2 separate regions of the Homo sapiens genome follow, and region 1 is linked to region 2. The links are chromatin loops, found by intact Hi-C in ENCODE. Cell type or tissue: IMR-90. All regions are shown on one strand. Links, peaks and the distances in the headings refer to the core of each region. The heading gives the core; the rest is flanking DNA. Region 1 has its middle 90 kb from the start of WDR26. Region 2 has its middle 37 kb from the start of CNIH3-AS2.

Region 1 (9,711 bases), core at 953-8,952, 55 kb after region 2:
GAGCACTGGAAAATAACCTTCCCTCTCTGCCTCCCCACCTTGTATGTCCTATCCTACCAACTGCCCCCATTAGCATTTGAGTTTCACCTGGAAGGGGCAGCATAAGTTCACTAGGGTTGTGTGTGAATCTAGAGGAGGCTATAGGTCCTTCTGGTCATTCGGAGCAGCACATGTCCAAAACAGCCCTCTCTTTTTGCTAATATTGAGTACTTTGATAGCATCCTTGTGTCACATCAAAACCCCCGGCCTGGTAAGATGGAATAATATAATTATGCATCCCTCCACTGCTCATACCTGAATGTTTCTTCTCTTGTACTTTATTTTGAATTCATCCTCTCTTGCAAAGATGCTGATAAATATCCTGCAGGAGCTGGATTTTATGCAAAAACAAAAAAATTTAAGATGCTGCTAAATAAATTAACTGCCAGGCTGACACAGATTGTATCAAAGTAGAAACTGTGTCTCTGTGCCAATGGATCACTGGATACCAGTGTAACACAAACAAAGTAAGAACAAAGCTGAACAGCTGCTCTGAACTTACAAACTTAAACAAGCTGGAAATCAAGATGCAGGAGGCCACCTGACCTATGACTCACCCTGCTTTCCCATTTCCGGTGGGAGCAGGGAGAGCTGCCTGGGGGAGGCTGCCCCAGCCGACTCGCCCTCACAGTGTCCATCTCCTCTTCCCCCAAATGGTACACAGTCCATGAAACAGTGATGCCAGCAGTCTGCCTACCATAAGCACATGGGCAAGGGCTGTCAGGAAGACAGCAAAGAACCTCAACATTCTCCAAATTCAATTCTTAATCCCACCATTAGCTTCCTAAATGACCACGCGCAAGTTGGGTAGTCTCTAAAATGTAGGATATTTGTGATATGCTCCACATGGGACATTGTCAAATACATTATTATTGTTCATAGGTTTCAGGTAATTCTTTTTAAAAATGAATTTGTCTTTATATTGTGACCATAAAATATAATCATGTAGAAAAACAACACATAATCATTATAGAAAATTTGAAAATACAAAGGAAGAAAACCCAAATTGCCTGTAACTCTATGACCTAAATGTTAACTACTATTAGCACCAGGCATTGGCCAGCTGCTGTGGCTCATGCCTGTAATCCCAGCACTCCAGGAGGCTGAGGTGGATCACTTGAAGCCAGGAGTTCAAGACCAGCATGGGCAACAAAGCGAGACCCCCAACTCTCTAAAAAAATTTTTTTAATTTTCTAGGTGTGGTGATGCCCACCATGGTACCAGCTACTCAGGTGGCTAAGGGAGCAGGATCCTTTGAGCTCAGGAGGTTAAGGCTACAGTGAGCCATGATCACACCACTGCACTCCAACCTGTACAATATAATAAGATCTTGTCTCTTAAAAATACATAAATAAATAAGTAAATAAAATTTCAAAAAATAGGCATTTTGTTAATTTTATTTTATTGTTTTAGAGACAGAGCCTTGCACTGTCACCCAGGCTGGAGTGCAGTGACATGATCATAGCATACTGCAGCCTTGACCTCCCAGGCTCAATCAATCCTTACACCTCAGCTTCCCAAGTAGCTCAAACTACAGGCATGTGCCACCAGACCTGGCTAATTTTTTGTATTTTTTATAGAGATGGGGGTCCTGCCATGTTGCCCACTCTGGTCTTGAACTCCTGGCCTCAAGCAATCCTCTTACCTCAGCTTCCCAAAGTGCTGGAATTACAGGCATGAGCCACTGCACCCAGCCCAGGATTTTCCTTGAACTCTTATGTGTGTGTACATATACAGATACGGATCCAGCTATTCAGATATACTTTAAAAGAAGTATTATTATTGTATAGATATAGATATATGTATATGCATACACATATATAATTTTGATACTTTTATATTTGTAATTGACACATAATTATATATTTATTGGGTACATACTATTGTTTTGATGCATCTAATGTACAGTGATTAGATCAGGGTAATTAGGATATCCATCATCTCAAATATATTTTTTTTTACAAACTCTATATATGAGTCCTGTTTTTATTGCCTAACATTGTATCCAAGCCAATTTTCCATGACTTTAAAAGTCTTTTTAGAAACTACTTTGCATAAAATTCTGCATAAGATTCCATCGTAGGGTTTTAGTAAAATCATGTTGTGCTATAAATACAGAGTGGAGTAACTGGTAGCAAAGTGTTCATCAAACAGCCTGATATGAGCACACGCCAGCCCCTGTTTTAGGATCTGCTGCCTTAGTGACACCCATCAGGCAAAGTTCACAATTTTATTCAACAGCCGTTTCACTGGTGCTTTTGTGAAGTGAAGAAAATAAAGTTTCCTGCAGTAAGAAACAGTATTTTCTCTCTTTCTGGAATTAAAAAATTACCTTAGTGGCTCACACAATTCCTTGAACAGATGGGTGATAAATGCGGTTATTTACAATGTCAGTAGGGCACAGGATTGACAGCAGGCTAGAGCCCCTGTGATGCCTCCCTCAGCAGTACAAGCCCCTGGTATGCAAGATCTGTGCAGGGTTCATCTTCATGTCCCCCCAAGCACCTGTCCCCCACACACTTTGCATATACACACAGTGAGCACTCACGCTCATCAAGTTTTTTCAGCCCTGTCTTAGTCTGTTTCGGCTGTGACATTGTCGGATATTTGTACCCGCCAAATCTCAGGTTGAAATATAATCCCCAATGTTGGAGGCGGGCCTGATGGGAGGTGATTGGGTCATGGGGCTGGAGCCCTCATGAATGGCTTAGTGCTTCCTCGTGATAGTGAGTGAGTTCTCATGAGACCTGGTTGTTTAGAAGTGTGTGGCCCCCTCTCCGCTTCTCTCTTGCTCCTTCTTTCACCATGTTATGTGTAGGCTCACGCTTTGCCTTCCACCATAATTGGAAGCTTCTAGAGGCCTCCCCGGAAGCAGAAGCCATCGCTATGCCTCCTGTACAGCCTGCAGAACCATGGGCCAGTTAAACCTGTTATAAATTACCCAGTCTCAGGTGTTTCTTTGTAGCAATGAAAGAATGACCGAATACAGGCTGCTATAACAAAATGCCTTAGACTAGGTAGCTTATAAACAACAAAAATTTATTTCTCAATGGAGATAATTTGTAATACTGAGACCTAAAGCCCTCCAAATACATGCTGCATTGCAAAAAATAAATAAATAAATAAAGTGAATCTGCTCTCCCACCCGCAAAAAAGAAATCTATTTCTCACCATTCCAGAGGCATGAAGTCCAAGCTCAGGCACGAGCAGCTCCGGTGTCTGGTGGGAGCTCTCTGCTTCACAGATGGTAATTTGTTGCTGTGTCCTCACATGGCACAAAGGGGGAAAAAAGCTCCCTTCAGTCTTTTACGAGGGCACTAATCCCATTCATGGTTCATTAGTTTGCCCTTGTGGCTTAATCACTTCCCAAAAGACCTAACTTCTTAATACGATCACATTGGGGATTCAGTTTCAAATATGAATTTGGGGGGACACCAACATTCAGACCCTAGAAAGCACCTACTTTTGCCTGGTTAGCCAGATGCTGAGGAGGAGTTTTGACTTGAAGTTTTGTAGGAGGATAAAATTCATACATTTGTAATAGAAAAAACCAGCAAATGTAACTGTAGTTAAGTGAATCTGCTGTGCTCCCATTCTGGTCTCTGATCCAGAGCACATACATGTGACACAGTGCCCAGCTGAAGCAGAGGATGAGAGAGAACCCCGCAGAGCTCACCAGGCATGGTGATACCTTAGTGGTAGCACATAGCTCAGGCAAACCCTTCAACATACCCTCAAGCAGCACAAACTCCATTCTCCAGTGTATGGCAGGCCTGTCCAGTGCCTCCTTAGAGCATCTCTGTCTCCTGGCTCTTCTGCCTGGCCAGTTTCTAACTCTTATTCTGTATTTCCTGGATCTTATTCTGATACCCCCATCTCCTCAGCTTTTGGCTCCTTCCATTCGTACTCCCAGGATTCCATCCTTCCCTAATCTCACTGTTTCACCTACTTGTGACTCAGACTGAATCTAATACACATCCCTGACCCTTGAACACCACAGATCTTGCTATATTCCATGCTATCCTAGGCCCAAGGGTGATGGCCCACAAAGCTACTGCCTCCACCCCCCATTTCCTGGGTAGAACACACTGCTGTTACATGTGCGTGTAGAGCAGAAAATACTGCCATCATTGTGGCATCCATGCATCAGTGAGCTGGCTCAGCTGGAAATTCACAAGGACACACCCTGACTGTGGAAGGTCTGATGCTCTTCACTTGGGAGGAGGGAAAAACAAGCTATGCGGACCTGAGCAATGAATTCCTGATATGGACTGCTCCCAAGCCTTGGATGCCAAAGCAAGGAAATGAAAGAATATACTCAACTAGGTCTTCCCCCACTGGGTTAATGCCTGCAACTTAGGCATTTCAGTAAAAGCCACTCTCCTTTCATTTAGTTAAAAGTTGCATGACACCAAATATATGCAAAACACACGGAAGTGTTTGTGCATTTCCCATAGCTGGTCGCAATTATAAGATTCTCAGTTGAAAGTTTCAGAAACCCAACTCATGTGATCTCAAGCAAAATATGAGATTTGTGGGGTCCGTGCAACTAAAACATACAGGAGGGTAATTGCCATGAGAGCTTAGATTAGAACATCAAACTTGGTCTCTCTTTTTTTCCTGCTTTGTTTTCATCTTGAATGGCTACATTTAGGCGGATACTTCCTATGTAATGGCAAGAGAGCACCCAACCGCTACAGATTTATATCCTATAGTCTAACAGCATCAGTGCAAAGGGAACTCTTCTCTCCCAGGAGATTCTCAAATGTTCTGGAATCTGATCTCATCGCTTGGGCTCCTGGTCTGAGTCACTTGCCTATCTCTGAATCAACCACTGTGATCAAGGGAAAGGGATAAACCACACAATCTCGGTTGGGAAGACACTGTTTCTCCAAAAGAAAATCAGGGAGCTATTATCATAAGAGGAAGAAATTGATACTTGAAGGCAAAAATAACAAATACACCCAACAACCCACCCCTTGGCTTCTCATTTTCTATACACATCCTTCTTTGCATTTGTTCAATTTCAGTAATATCCCTACCTAACACAATGCAACTATACTACATACTTTCAAAAACTAAGTCATTCCCTCTACAGTCATAGACAACCCAAAATTATGCCCCTGTTTTTGCACCCAGCTCCAAGACCAAGATCTCAAGGTCATACAGATATCTATCAAGGTGATCTGTATATAGCAATTCATAGTTTGATACCCTAGAGGCTAAAGGATAAATGTAAACCAACCCAACACACTCAGTATATAAGACAGAAGAGAAAATAGCAGAATATAACAGAATTTCCCATTTGGAAATGAGAAGGGGAAACAGCCTACTGTGATCACCAGTCCTTTATGTACATCATGGTCTGTTGGACAAGAACAGCAAGGACTCACACTAGCAGGGGACTGAGGTCCTTGACCAGCCGATCTGACAACCCTGGTTCTGCCCTCTGAGAGGGTCCCCTTTGCCAGTCGTCCTCCATTTCCACATCTGAGGTGGGACCCTGGGAGGATCCTTTAGTGACCCATTTCCAGATGGTGCAGATTTGGGAGCAGGGGTTTACCTTGGGCTGACCAGAGGCCCTTTTTAATCATGCTGGGAGTTTTCTGGCAAAGCAATTCCCTAAGAAGTTTATAACTTAGTACTTTTTCAGTCCATTTGCATCTGGTCATTTCATGGGACATTAGGCAAAGCAAGAGACAGTGTCCTCATCTAGACTCTGGCCTGGGAGTTTTGTTTCTTAGCAGCAGCCTCAGGGCTCCATCCTCCTTCTCAGCTTAATGGCCTCCACTTTAACCTCTGCATCAGTGAAATTCAAACTACAGCCTGGAATGGGGAGGCCCTACTAATGTGCCTCTTGCCCTGCAGCTCAGGGATAATTATTATTTTAATGAATCACTGATTTGTACTCTCACAGCCATCTCTTCCTCCATAGTCTATGATTAGGAGACTTTTTAACATTTTTATTGACATGTAACACACATATAGAGAAGTGCAGAGATCACACATCTTACAGCCCACACACATCATCACAAAGTAAGCACCTCTGTGTAACCATCGCCAGGTTGAGAAATAGAACAAAACCAGGACCTCAGAAGCCCCTCTTTTCCCCTTCCTATCACCAACCCTTTCCCCTGTCCTCAAAGGTCTCCATTCACTTGAGTTCTAACACCATATATTCATTTTGCCTGGTCTTGAGTCTTACATAAATGAGACTCTATGGTATTTCATCATATCAAGCTTCTTTCACTCAAAATTATATCTGCAAGATTATTTCATGTTGTTGCACATAGCAATAGTTTGTTCTGTGTATTTACAAAGTGTTCATTGCAAAACTACACCACAACGTATTTACCCACTCTGCTGTTGATGGGTATTTAGGTTTTCTCAATTTGGGACTATTATAAACAATGTTGCTAAGAACTTTTTTTTTTTTTGAGACAGGGTCCCTCTCTGTCACCCAGGCTGGAGTGCAGTGGCCCAATCATAGCTCACTATAACCTTGAACTCCTGCACTCAAGCGATCCTTCTGCCTCAGCCTCCCAAGTAGCTAGGACTACAAGTACACAGTACCATGCTCATCTAATTTTATTTTTTATTTTTTGTAGAGATGGAGTCTTCCTATGTTGCCCAGGCTGGTCTCGAATTCCTGGTCTCAAACAATACTCCTGCCTCAGGTTCCCCAAAACACTGGGCTTAAGGGCTTGAGCCATGGCACCAAGCCAGCACATTTTTTGTGTTTTTTCTTACACATACGCACACATAGACCTAGGAGTGGAATTGCTTTGTAGTAAGATATGCATACATTTGCCTTTAATAGATAATGCCACACTGTTTTCCAAAGTATGTGGGCCTCTTTATACTCCCACCAGCAGAGGATGAGGGTTCCAACAGTTCCACATATTCATTAACACTGATATGATCAGTTGTTTTTTTAGGTTTTAGCTGTTCTCCTAGAATGTGTAGTGGGATCTCCTTGCTGTTTCCAGGCATGTCCCTGATGACAGGTGAGGCTGAGCACTTTTCCTGTTCATTGTCATCTGTTGTGAAATGCCCTGTCAATCTCTTCCTCTCACTATTCTATTGAACTGACTGTCCTTTTGTGATTTACTGATTTATTTGCTGGAGTTGTTTGTGTATTCCAGATAGGAGCACTTTACCAGTTAGACACGCTGCAATACCTTCTCCCACCTGTGGCTTGGGCTTTCACTCTGCAGTGACAACTTTTGATAACCCCGAGGATGGTTGTCATCTGTCCTGGAGGAGTCAAAATCAGACTCCAGCTCCTTCCCAATTTTAGTAGTATCTTCTATTCTGTTTCCAGTGTCTCTGTCTTTGCTGGAATGAGTTTCATCATGTAACAGAGAACTCATTTTTTCCAACCCTGCAAAGTACAGTGTTGTCTGGCTCTCAGTTACCAAAAGAGAAAGGACTTCTTTTATCAAAGACACATTTTTCTTTTTTTTTAACTTTCAGATGATAGAAGCTTGTCTTTTTCTCATAGGAACTCACTAAGAACTTCAGGAAGTAGCCTACACACTCCACAGCCTGACAAGTTCTATCAAGTACTTTAATGATCCAATCTCCAATGGCACATGCTGTGAGTCCTAAGGGAGAACAGGCAACAATTTAATATGCTTTATCGGAGCATAACAAAGACTGCCAACTTCTTAGCCAGGGATAGGAGAACTTTATTGCCTTCCATTCTACCTGCAATTTGCCAATCCACATTTTAGGGTCTATTACTTGTAACACTCCATTGCTAGGTACCATTCCTGTCAGTAATCTTTTGCAACTCAAACTAACTTACATACAAAAGAAAAAAATAAGGTGGGGGATGAGGGAAAGATTTATTATGTCATGTAACTGAATCATCTGTCACAGCTGCATACCGGTCTCAAGCAATTTCATTTGGACCAAGTTTCTCACCATCCCTCTGTTCTCCTCTCCTCATCCCTCTACCACCCCTTTGTGTCAGCTTAATTCAGTCAACCATTCATTCATTCAGGTAGGTAGGCAGGTAAAATAGCCCCCAACAATTCCAGGCTAGCATGTTATCTTTTCAAACACCCCAGGTCAGGGAGAACTTGTCTTTCCCAAGAGTTCCAACCAAAGTCCTGAAATTAAACCTCACTGACCGGGCTCAGATCATGTGCTCACACTGGAATGATGGACACAGAGGCCCCTTCACACCCAAAGAAAACCCAGTGTGTGTTTCTGAAGGAGGCACAATGGAGACTGGGCAGGTGAAAACAAAAGGTAATCTTGACAGTTATTTACTAATTGAAAGCATCTTAAAACTTGTGACAACCCCTATCATGTGCCTACCCAATATTCATCATCCTTACCCCTTCTTCCTGGCTGATGGAATCTCAATTTCGCTTGCTTGGCAATATGTCCAATTTCAGGGCATAAATCATAACCAGTCTAAACCAAGGACAACATGCACGCTCCCCTTGTCCAGATTATTTAATGGGTGAATTTATAACGCTCTCTGATCAATAAGATGGACAGAAAATCGACTTGGGGGGTGATTTTCCTTCCCAAGTGGAGGGGAGGTTTATACAGACAGCCCACTTGCTGTCCTGGCCACCTCCAAGCCTATTCCCAGTTCCTGCCTCTGGATGGATTTGCATGTGGACGTGATGCCTGGAGCCACAGCAGCCATCTTGTGGACTGTAGGGGGAAGGTGGAGAGAAAAGCAGAGATGCCAAGTTAGTGCCCTGACGACATGGAATTACTGATCCAGATCCAGAAATACCACCTCCAGGATGCTTGTTCAGAATGCAGTATGTATAAAGCCATTGGTTTTCAGGCTTTCTGGTTCTTACAGCTGTATATACTCTAACTCTCCCATAACTATTCTCCATAAACACACATGAGCCTCTCTTCATGCAGCTGTGGCAGGCAAGGAATAAGCAGGAGTTCAGTCAGCCATCCTTCCTTAAGATGAAACCACCTGGATTATCCCCATCTCACAGTACACAAATTCGGGACTGAAAAAGGAACACAAGCTATGCATGCACTTCCTGTCCCAGAACCTCTATCACTGTTCTCACTTCACTTTGTATTAGCCTGAACCTTATGAAACTGACAATATTCAATTCAATGCTTTTTCTGATCTACAAAAAAGGCAATTCCATGTGGTTCAATCTAACTCTTACATATCTCTATGTGAACTAGTTGTCCACCTAAAATAATAAAAAGGTCAGAATCTGTTTTAAAGAGAGTTTGTTCAAGAGCAAATGTTGAGGATGAGCCTGCTTGGGAAGCACAGATTCCAAAGAATGGAAGTCAGTGTTCTTAAGTGTAGAGGTGTGGGATCGCTTATATCGACAAAGCTTAGGAAAGCTTTACAGAATTTCAACATCTTTCTATATAAGGCTTAATGTGTTGTGCTCAAGCCTTTCTGTGTAAGGCTTGAGAGATGTTGTGCTGCATAATAAATTTAGGGTGTCCTAAAATTTTATGTACTTTCACAAAGTGTAGAAGCAGAGAAATTGTTTCCTTCATTTCCAAGCCATGGTGAATCCTTGAGCAACAGAGAACAAAATAATAATAGTAAATGGTGCCAGGGGAGATGTGGCAAAGATGCAGCTGTTGTTGAGTCACCCTGGGAGAAAGGTTTGCTGTTTTTCAACTGGATACAGAGCCTTGGCCTCTGGGTACTCT
Region 2 (9,711 bases), core at 590-8,589:
CTGTCAGTGAAATTATTTCCAAAGAAAGGGCTATAAGTGAGGCTAATGCAGTGGTGAGTGAGTTGCAGAACTTAGCTATGCTAATGTGGAAAATACGACAGGAAGTGGGGTATGGTCCAGAACATCACATACATTGGAGCAGCGACTGGTCTAATATCAATTCATGTCTTGCTTATTCTTGTATTACAAAGTGTTTCAAATTCAACCCTTCTTATCCATTTCCTTTGCCACCACCAGAAATCCAAGTTCCATTACATTAAAAGTAGGCCATTACAATCACCTTCTATTTCATGGATTTTTAGCCAGGGAATATAACAAAATTGGCTGAAGAACTCTTCCACATACAGACTCCATAGGCTCTACAACAGACCTACTGAATCAGAGTCTCCAATGGTAGGAGCCCCAGCATTGTTAGTTTAAAATGTTCTGCAGGTAAGTCTGAAGTGCATCTCTGATTAGGAATCACTAAACCAAACAACTTGGTGTCTAAACTCACCCTCCACCATAGCTTACCATCCTCTTGTTATCTTCCCTAAACTATCTATTTGATGATGTCCAAAATCATCAGAAATTTCTAATAATGAACGGGAGAGTTGATGGGTGTCTCTTACCTGCTGATCCCCATATGCAACTCAGATTTTATCCCTCACTCTCACATAGTGTGGCCAAACTGGTCCACTCTGGTTGACATTTCCACCATTGAGCTGGGATTCATGACATTCCCTCACCCGGCATGGCCCTCTCCCAAACACACATTCACCAATTGCTCCCTAATACACACCCCTAGTCCTTTGAAACTCACCTCAAGTCCTGCCTCCAGAAAGCCTTCTGTGGTCACTCACGACTCTGTCCACTGCCACAGATGTTCTCTCCATCCTGTGAAATCTTACAGCACTTTGCATGTGCCTGGGGACAGTAAGTACATACTATGAAAGAGGAGGAAATATCTAAGAGCACAGACTCAAGTGGACCCAGAATAACTTCTTTAAAATGTAATGTTTTTACAAATGGAGATGAATGTTGCATCTCCATAATCCACTTATGGAGTCCACTAATGCCCCAGGAAGATGGCCCATGTATATTCTGAAGCTTCTGTAAACTCCCAGCACATGCTGTGTGCCCCAGCAACACATCCACTCAGGCAATGTGGCCGAGTACCATGGAGAGAAAGGACTCAACAAAGATGTCTGAAATAATGAACAGATAAGTGAATCAACAAAGGCAAATTCTTTTTCCCCTCTATTATTAAGAGCAATTTAGATACATGGCAGCTCCAAACCTCCGAACTTATAGACCTGACCATCTTAGTATTGAGAAAAACAAAGTCCTCCATATGGCAGGTCTCAGCCTCTTTAGAAGGCATTTGGAACACCTTCTGATTCCTGAATATGCCACTTGGAGTCCCCCACGCTGATTTCAACAGGCTTCTCAAAATATTTCTTCCAAACTCATACTCCTTCTCTCCAAGAAGAATTTGGGTGAATAAAGTGTCTTCCATTTCATTACATGTACACGTAAGAAGGAAGTTCTGCGGTGATTGATCCAGGTGTATTGCACACAGGCTACCGCCCCAGGCACTTCAAAATCCATCACCATTATTTTAGATTAAAAATTAACTGGTAGCTACATTAGGGAGGAAAAAAAAAACCGTGCTCTGTTCTTTTCTATCTTTATGTAACATACTTGTCATGGACAAACCCTACAAAAGAAAAGCCCAGCCACATCTGTCTCTGCACATAATAAGAAAATGTTTACCTCTAAAATTCTGTTCACACACCAACACACTTTAAGAACTGGCCATCTGTGGCTACCTATGGACTATAAATAGCAGTTAAAAGAAATAAATAAACCCAGGAACAGCTGGAGGAGGCACAAAGAAAGGATGAAGGGAACCCCAGGCCCTCAGCATGTCAAAGCCAAACAGCTGAATTGTATGTAAATATTATGAAAGAAAAGGCAAAGGTTGTCAGGAAGAGGAACCAGCTTCCACAGCCCTCCCCACACCCCCTCTGTCCAATTTTTGTTATCATGATTCTTTCCCTATTTTGTGCATGTCCACCCCCATCACCTGTACAGATAAATGTTTAATGTTACAACCTCACGCACACTCAGTCTGATTCCAGAGATGTGAAAAGGCATCCAGGATGTGCAGCTGCAGCTACCTGCTCTCCAGGCTTCCCACAGTCCTCCTTATCCCCCTGTAATTTAGGTATGAAGAGTCTGTCTCTCAAAGTCTAGGTTTATAAGTGACTTAAATGTTATCCCCAAAGATCCTTGGCAAAGGAGATGAGCTAAATTTGACCTTAAATCATCTTCCGAGAAAAGAAAAATGATTCCTGTCACCTTTAAAAAGCCAACCAATCAATAACAAAATAATGGGCTCATAAGAATGACAATTCTTTTTTTCTCTCATGATGCCAACTATATGCAATAGCACTGTTTTCAAAAGAAGCACAATTTACTTCTCTTAAAGGGAGCCAGTGAGGAGGTATCCAACACGCTTTGGGCTCTTCTTATTGTATTCTCAAGAGCAAGGAGAAATTTGTCATGTGTCTGATTATTATTTGTACCACTCAATTAGTCAATACACACAATCAGATTAATCAAGACATAGTAGAAACCTGTGAAAAAGAAACAGGAAAGGAAAAGGTTTTCAAAAGGGTAGAAGAAAGTAAGAGAACTGATTAGGAATCACTAAGCAATGATTTCCGGTCTTTTCCCTGTAATGATGCCTTTTTTACTTCAAGAAATGTCAGGGTTCTGGTTAAAGATGGAAGACTAAACACACTCAGCCTCCAATCTCTCCAAAAAAACCATCAAAACCGGAAAAAGACTTGGGTAAAGCCTAAATCCCCAGAACAAAGTGAAAAGGACAAAGACAAAAGCAACATGGTATGAAAGGAAAATAAAATTTCAGGACCCCAAATTCACTATGCCAACAGGGAAAAATTAAGCTTGGAAGCCAAGTTACAAAAAAACAAAGAAAACAATTGCATTTTCTTTTGTTCCTAAACTGAGAGCCACAGATAGAGGCCATATGTTTCCACTGGGGGCCTCCCTCACCCTGACAATGTAAATTAACAGCCTATCCTCATGGTATGGGAAAAGAGGAGACTAGAATTGTCCTCATCTACCCCAAGATGAATGCATATTTGACTGCTTTCTCTACTCTGTGTTTATCTTATGTAAAGTGCAGATTCATTAAACACAAGGTGAATACATAATTAACTGTTCCCTCTACCCCTCCTTTTCTTTTTTTTTTTTGAGACAGAGTCTCGCTCTGTCATCAGGCTGTGGCCACTGCAACCTCCGACTCCCTGGTTCAAGCGATTCTCCTGCCTCAGTCTCCCAAGTAGCTGGGATTATAGGCATGCACCACCATGCCTGGCTAATTTTTGTATTTTTAGTAGAGACAAGGTTTCACCATGTTAGCCAGGATGGTCTCGATCTCCTGACCTCATGATCCACCCACCTTGGGCTCCCAAAAGTGCTGGGATTACTGGCCTACCCCTCCTTTTCATGTGTAACATGTGGATTCAGAAGAATGCGACCTCCTTTTTTCGCTTTGCCCTTTCCCCTTTTGCCCACTTTTCCGCTTTAAATATTGAAGCCCTTGAAATCCTCTTCAGAAAAAGCACAGGCTACAGATCCTACGGTGGCTTATGTCTCCTTTTCCCAGGCATGTCTTCAACCTTGGCAAAATAAACCTCTACATTGGTGGAGGCTTGTGTCAGATACTTTTTGGTTTACAATGGTAACGGAAACTGGAAAGCAGATGGATGAGTGGCTGATCACTGACTTAGAAGGCTGAATCCTAAACCAGCCCAGGTACCTTTGGGAGTATGGATGAAAGTGGGGGCCAAATATAAGGGGTCTGACTCAAAGTCTATTTAAGATATAGTTAGATACTCCCCAGCCCGTCATTCCCTCAGCACTTGGCTGAAGACTAGATGTTTACTCTCTTATTGGGGTAAAATGTCAGGATTCTAGGCACAGCTGAGGGTAGGGATAACATATTAAAAACATGAGCAAGGAATCTGTTGAAGATTTACAGACTGATTTCGAGACACTCCCCACCAACATCCACCCCAGGCTTATGTTCACTCTGTCTTTGTCCGTTTGTGTTGCTAGAAAGGAATACCTAAGGCTGGGTATAAAGAAAAGAAAAGGCTTATTTAACACACAATTCTGCTGACTGGAACACTGGGCATCTGGTGAGAGCCTCAGGCTGTCTCCAATCATGGCAAATGGCAAACAGGAGCTGGTCTGTGCAAAGCTCATGTGGCCAGAGAGGAAGAAAGAGAGAGGGGGGGAAAGTTCCAGGCTCTTTTTAACAACCAGCTCTCTCAGGAACTAACAGAGCAAGAACTCACTCATTACCATGAGGACGACACCAATCCCTTCCTGAGGAATCCACCCTCATGACCCAAACATCTCCCATTAGACTCCACCTCCAGCACTGGTGATCAAATTTCAGCATGAGGTTTGCAGGGGTCAAATATCTAAACCATAGTACACTCAGTCCCTAGACATTGTCAGCCAGACTTTTACCATCTAGATGGAACACTGGAGGAGCCTTCCTTGCAGAATCAGATCCCAATACAAATGACCTAGAGATACTGACATAAAGAGATTTGTCAAAGAAGTTCTTCAGCCAGACCAGCCTAGTAAAACCCACATTTGACAAGTCACACCCAACATGCTCAGAGTTTCCAATGGACTCTATGGAGACACCACTCAAATACAATGGGCTGAGACTCATTGCGGCATTTGAGGAAAACCTTTACAATGAAAGACAGAGGCCAAAATAAATAAACAGAAAACAACAACTTGGAGGAAACAGAGCTTATGAAAAGACAAAAAGGAACCTCAAAAATGGCGTTCTTAGAAATTAAAAAAGATGACAAGATGAATATCTCAAGGGCAAGATGTTAAAATGGAAGAAATCACTCAGAAATAGAGCCAAAGGCAGAGAGAGAAAACAGAAAGAAAAAAAAAAAAAGAAAAAAGAAACATGATCAGTTCAGGAGGTCCAACATCTGAACAAAAAATTTCAATAGAGTTGTTCTCTACTCTCTACATGAAAAACAAGACATCGACAAAGAAATAATTGAGATATCCCTGGATGGAAAACATGAGTTTCCAGATTGAAAGGGCCCTCTGAACTCTCAGCACAACAGATGAAAACACAAAAATACTCTGTGAAACTTTAGACAACCAAAGAGAAAATCCTACAAGCTTTCAGAAAGAGGAGAAAGACGGAGAAGGGAGTTTCAACAAAAGTATAAAGAATCAGAAAGACATTGAATTAGCAGCAACACTGGAAATTAGAAGATAATGAGGCAGAGAAAGTGTTTTCTAATCCAAAATTTTGTAGAGTCAAACTGTAATTGAGTGTGTAGGCAGAATAAAGACATTTTTAGGTATATAAGATCTCAAAACACTTCTCATGCAACCTTTATCAGGGAGATACTAGGTACTAGTACCTACACCAAATAATAGTACCAGTCACCAAAATGAGAGACTCACTAAGAAAGAGAAAGACAATGGATACGGAATACAGGGGATCAAAAACAAGGAAGGCAAAGGGAATTTCTAGGATAATGGTGAAGGAAACCCTTAAGATGGCAGCTGTGCAGTAGGCATAGAGCATAAGTAGCCCAGCCTGGAGCAAGTCAGAAGGTTCTGGAATCATCAAGAAGATGAAATTGTTGGAAATACCTAATGTGTTTAAGTACTGAAGGCAGATTTATATCTTGGGAGCAAGTTAGGGAAATAAATTAGTAGTAAGTACAAAGAAAACTAACTACCAAACAGAAAAGGCGAATGTTTAACTTTTTATTTTACCAGTTGGAATAGCTTTTTGTTGTCGTCATTGTTGTTTTTATTTTTTTAATTTTTATTTCAATAGTTTTGGGGGAAGAGGTGGTGTCTGGGTGCATGGAAAAGTTCTTTAGTAGTGATTTCTGAGATTTTGGTCCACCCTTCATCCGAGCAGTGTACACTGTACCCAATATGCAGTTTTTTATCCTTTGCCTCCCTCCCACCCTTCCCTGCAAGCTCCTGCTCATAAGTGAGAACATAGGATGTTTGGTTTTCCATTCCTGAGTTACTTCACTTAGAATAATGGTCTCCAACTCCATCCAGATTGTTTTGAATGCCATTATTTTGTTCCTTTTTATGGCTAAATAGTATTTCATGGTATATGTATACACCACATTTTCTTTATCCATTTGTTGGTTGATGGGCATTTAGGCTGGTTCCATATTTTTACAATTGTGAATTATGCTGCTATAAACCTGCATGTGCAAGTGTCTTTTTCATATAATGACTTATTTTCCTCTGGGTAGATACCCAGTAGTGGGATTGCTGGATCAAACAATAGTTCTACAATACTTTCAGTTCTTTAAAAAATCTCTATACTGTTTTCCATAGTGGTTGTACTAGTTTACATTCTCACCAGCAGTATAAAAGTGTTCTCCTTTCACCACATCCATGCCAATATCTGTTATTTTTTTTTTATTTTTAAATCATGGCCATTCAAATGCAGGAGTAAGTTGGTGTCACATTGTGATTTTGATTTGCATTTCCCTGATAATTACAGTTGTTGAGCATTTTTTCGTGTTGGGCATTAGTATATATATATTTGTTGAGAATTGTCTATTCATGTTCTTTGCCCACTTTTTGATGGGATTATTTGGTTTTTTTCTTGCTGATTTGTTTGAGTTCCTTGTAGATTCTGGATATTAGTCCTTTCTCAGATGCACAGTTTGTGAATATTTTCTCCCATTCTCTGAGTTGTCTGTTTACTCTGTTGATTATTTCTTTTGCTGTGCAGTAGCTTTCTCGTTTAATTAGGTCCCATCTATTTATCTTTGTTTTCATTGCATTTGCTTTTGGGTTCATGAAGTCCTTGCCTAAGCCAATGTCTAGAAGAGTTTTTCCAATATTGTCATATAGAATTTTTGTGACTTCAGGTATTAGATTTAAGTCTTTATCCATCTTAAGTTGATTTTTATATAAGGTAAGAGATGAGGAGCCAGCTTCATTCTTCTACATGTGGCTTGCCAATTATCCCAGCACCATTTGTTAGGGTGTCCTTTGTCCCACTTTATGTTTTTGTTTGCTTTGCTGAAGATCAGTTGGCTGTATTTGGCTTTATTTCTGGGTTCTCTTTTCTGTTCCATAGGTCTACACACCCACTTTTATGCCAGTACCATGTTGTTTCAGTAACAATAGTTTTGTAGTATAGTTTGAAGTCAGGTAATGTGTGATGTCTCTAGATTTGTTTTTGAGTTTTGTGGGTTTGTTTGTTTGCTTGCTTACTTACTCTTGCTTTCACTATGTGGGCTCTAGAAAAGGCAAATATTACCTTCAGAAAAAAACAAAAGGCTTTACAGGAAAGAAATAATAATCATAGTATACTACACGGCTCAGTTGTGAATAGCATTTACATAGGTCATAAGAATGCAAACACTGAATGTTAACTAACCACATGTGAAAGTGAAATGTATAAAGAAAACTAAATCCCTCTCTTCCTTAGTGGGAAATAAGTAGATTATTCCTACTACCAAAAAAGTCAAGAAAGAGCAAGACAAGCATGTTATTTAGAGATATGTAGGTAAATTCCAAAAAATTATAAGTATTTCTGAAGGGCAGGAAATAGAGGGCAAAGTTGGGAATGGAAGGGGGACTCCCATCAAGCTCTTCGCTTTTACTATTTGACTCTTTAAACTATGTACATATATAACTTTTTTTAAAAGGAACTATTTTTAAAGTAAAAAGTTTATGGATACTCCCATGTATATTGACTGTCTCTTGGCTGAGAAAGAACATGATAAAAGCCACACTTTAAAATATACTTGAACTTGTCTACTCAGAGTAGCATTTACATACATTAGAAAAATAGTAGATTCATGTAAGTACAAAACACATAATTGATTCATTCCTAAGCAGTTCTCAGTACATTTATGGATTTCCTCTCCCATAAGGTTTAGTAGTTAAGAGACTTAACTTACCTAAGTCTCAGTTTCCCATAAATGTTACCAAGAATGGATGCAGTTGTTCATCTGCTCTTTGGATGCTGTAAGATCCATATCTTTTTAATAAAGTTCCCTTTTATATGTACTAGCTTGAGTAAGTATCTAATTGTTGCACCCAAACATGACCTGAGAAAAGCAGTGAAGATATATACACTACTCAAAGTTGCCCAGTTGGTAAGTGATAGAGACATGATTTGAAATTAGTACAAAGGCTATTCTACTTTGCTACATATTTATAGATCTTCGTAATTTTTCTTCAGTGAGTTTTTTTTTTTCCACAAAAAGCACATTTATTTGAGGTAAAGAGAAGTCTTGCTGAAAGGATGACATTTCCAAGCAGTCAAAACTCAGCTGTTAGTGGCACTATTTTGACCTGGTAGATTTTGCTTCTCTTTGGTCAGAAAAGGGTATTCAGGTTGTACTTTCCCCAGCTGGGCAAAAAGAAGGGCAAAGCAAAGCTACTCTATTGACAGGGCTCTTCAGATCCAACATCAAGCTAGACACACCCTCGCTGGCCACTCTATAGGTTGCTCTCCCACTGCTGAGTGACACAGGCCATACTACCTTTGCAAGGAAAAAAAAAAATGAGACAGAAAACACGGTATAGGTCACTTGGGGACAAGCAGGCATCCACAGCTTCAAAACTCTTCATGGAAGGGGTAATCCTTGTGGGAGGCACAGCTCACCAAGGCACAGACCCTCCAGTTCTGTTGTAACTGAATAAGGTGGTCATATCCTGGCTGTTCAGTTCAAAGTTGAAGACCTTAAAGTTCTCAGCAATGCATTCTGGTGTCACAGACTTGGGGATCACCACCAAGTTCCTCTGCATGGGGAACCAGATCAGAACCTGGGCTGTAGTTTTATTGTGTTTGGCTGTGATCGCCTTGATCCTGGGATCTTCCAGGAGGGAAGGGTCCTCAGGCTTGGCCCAGGGCCTGTCGGGGGAGCTGAAGGAGCTGTAGGCAGTCACCATGATGCCTTTGGACTGGCAGTACTGGATTAACTTCTCCTGAGTGAGGTACGGGTGGCACTCAATCTGATTAACCACCTACTTATACTTTAAGTCAGGTTTGTTTAAGATCCTCTCAACCTGGAGATGGTTGAAGTTGGAGATGCCAATAGCTTTCACCAGCCCTTCATCCACCAGCTCTTCCATGCCCGCCCATGTGTCCAGAATGTTACTGTTACTGGGAACCACATTACCATTACCTGGCTCATCCAATGGGAAAAATTCCTTCCCAGGCTTGAAGCTGGTTGGCCAGCGAATAAGGTAGAGGTCCAGGTAGTCCAGCTTCAGGTCAATGAGCATCTTCTGGCAGGCTCCTTTCACCAGGCCCTTCTCATGGTACGCTCACCACAGCTTGCTGGTGATGAAGAGCTCCTCACACTTCACCACCTGCTCCCTGAGCTTCTCCCGAATGGCCACCCCCACGTCATTCTCATTCTGGTACACGTGGGCACAGTCGATGTGGCAGTACCCAACATTAATGGCCACCTTCACAGCCTCAGTTACCTGGCCTGGAGGGGAATTCCAGGTGCCTAGCCCCAGGATGGGCATCTTGGTGCCATTGTTGAGCACAATGTGGCTGGCCATGGCTGCTGCACTCTCCAGACCCCCACCCAGAACCATGTACCTCAGTGACTCTTTAAGCAACTTAATAATATTAAA

Evidence for each region. Hi-C counts contacts between places; a loop is a spot of excess contacts. Peaks named below come from ENCODE experiments on the same cell type or tissue, not always from the same donor. Only the 100,000 strongest peaks of a DNase experiment are listed, where the experiment ranks them.
Region 1: a loop joins it to region 2, with 2.0 times the contacts of the local background. A loop is called at or near these places in 3 of 110 quality-filtered maps.

Annotation. Positions count from the first base shown.
Region 1 is chr1:224,520,004-224,529,714 of GRCh38, reverse strand. It overlaps a transcript of CNIH3 not described here. Among named protein-coding and RNA genes, the nearest start is that of WDR26, 90 kb to the right of the region's middle. In IMR-90, for the core only: no CTCF peak of the experiment used is centred there; a DNase peak (open chromatin) is centred at 4,844.
Region 2 is chr1:224,574,359-224,584,069 of GRCh38, reverse strand. It overlaps a transcript of CNIH3 not described here and the pseudogene AKR1B1P1. Among named protein-coding and RNA genes, the nearest start is that of CNIH3-AS2, 37 kb to the left of the region's middle. In IMR-90, for the core only: no CTCF peak of the experiment used is centred there; DNase peaks (open chromatin) are centred at 1,809 and 4,439.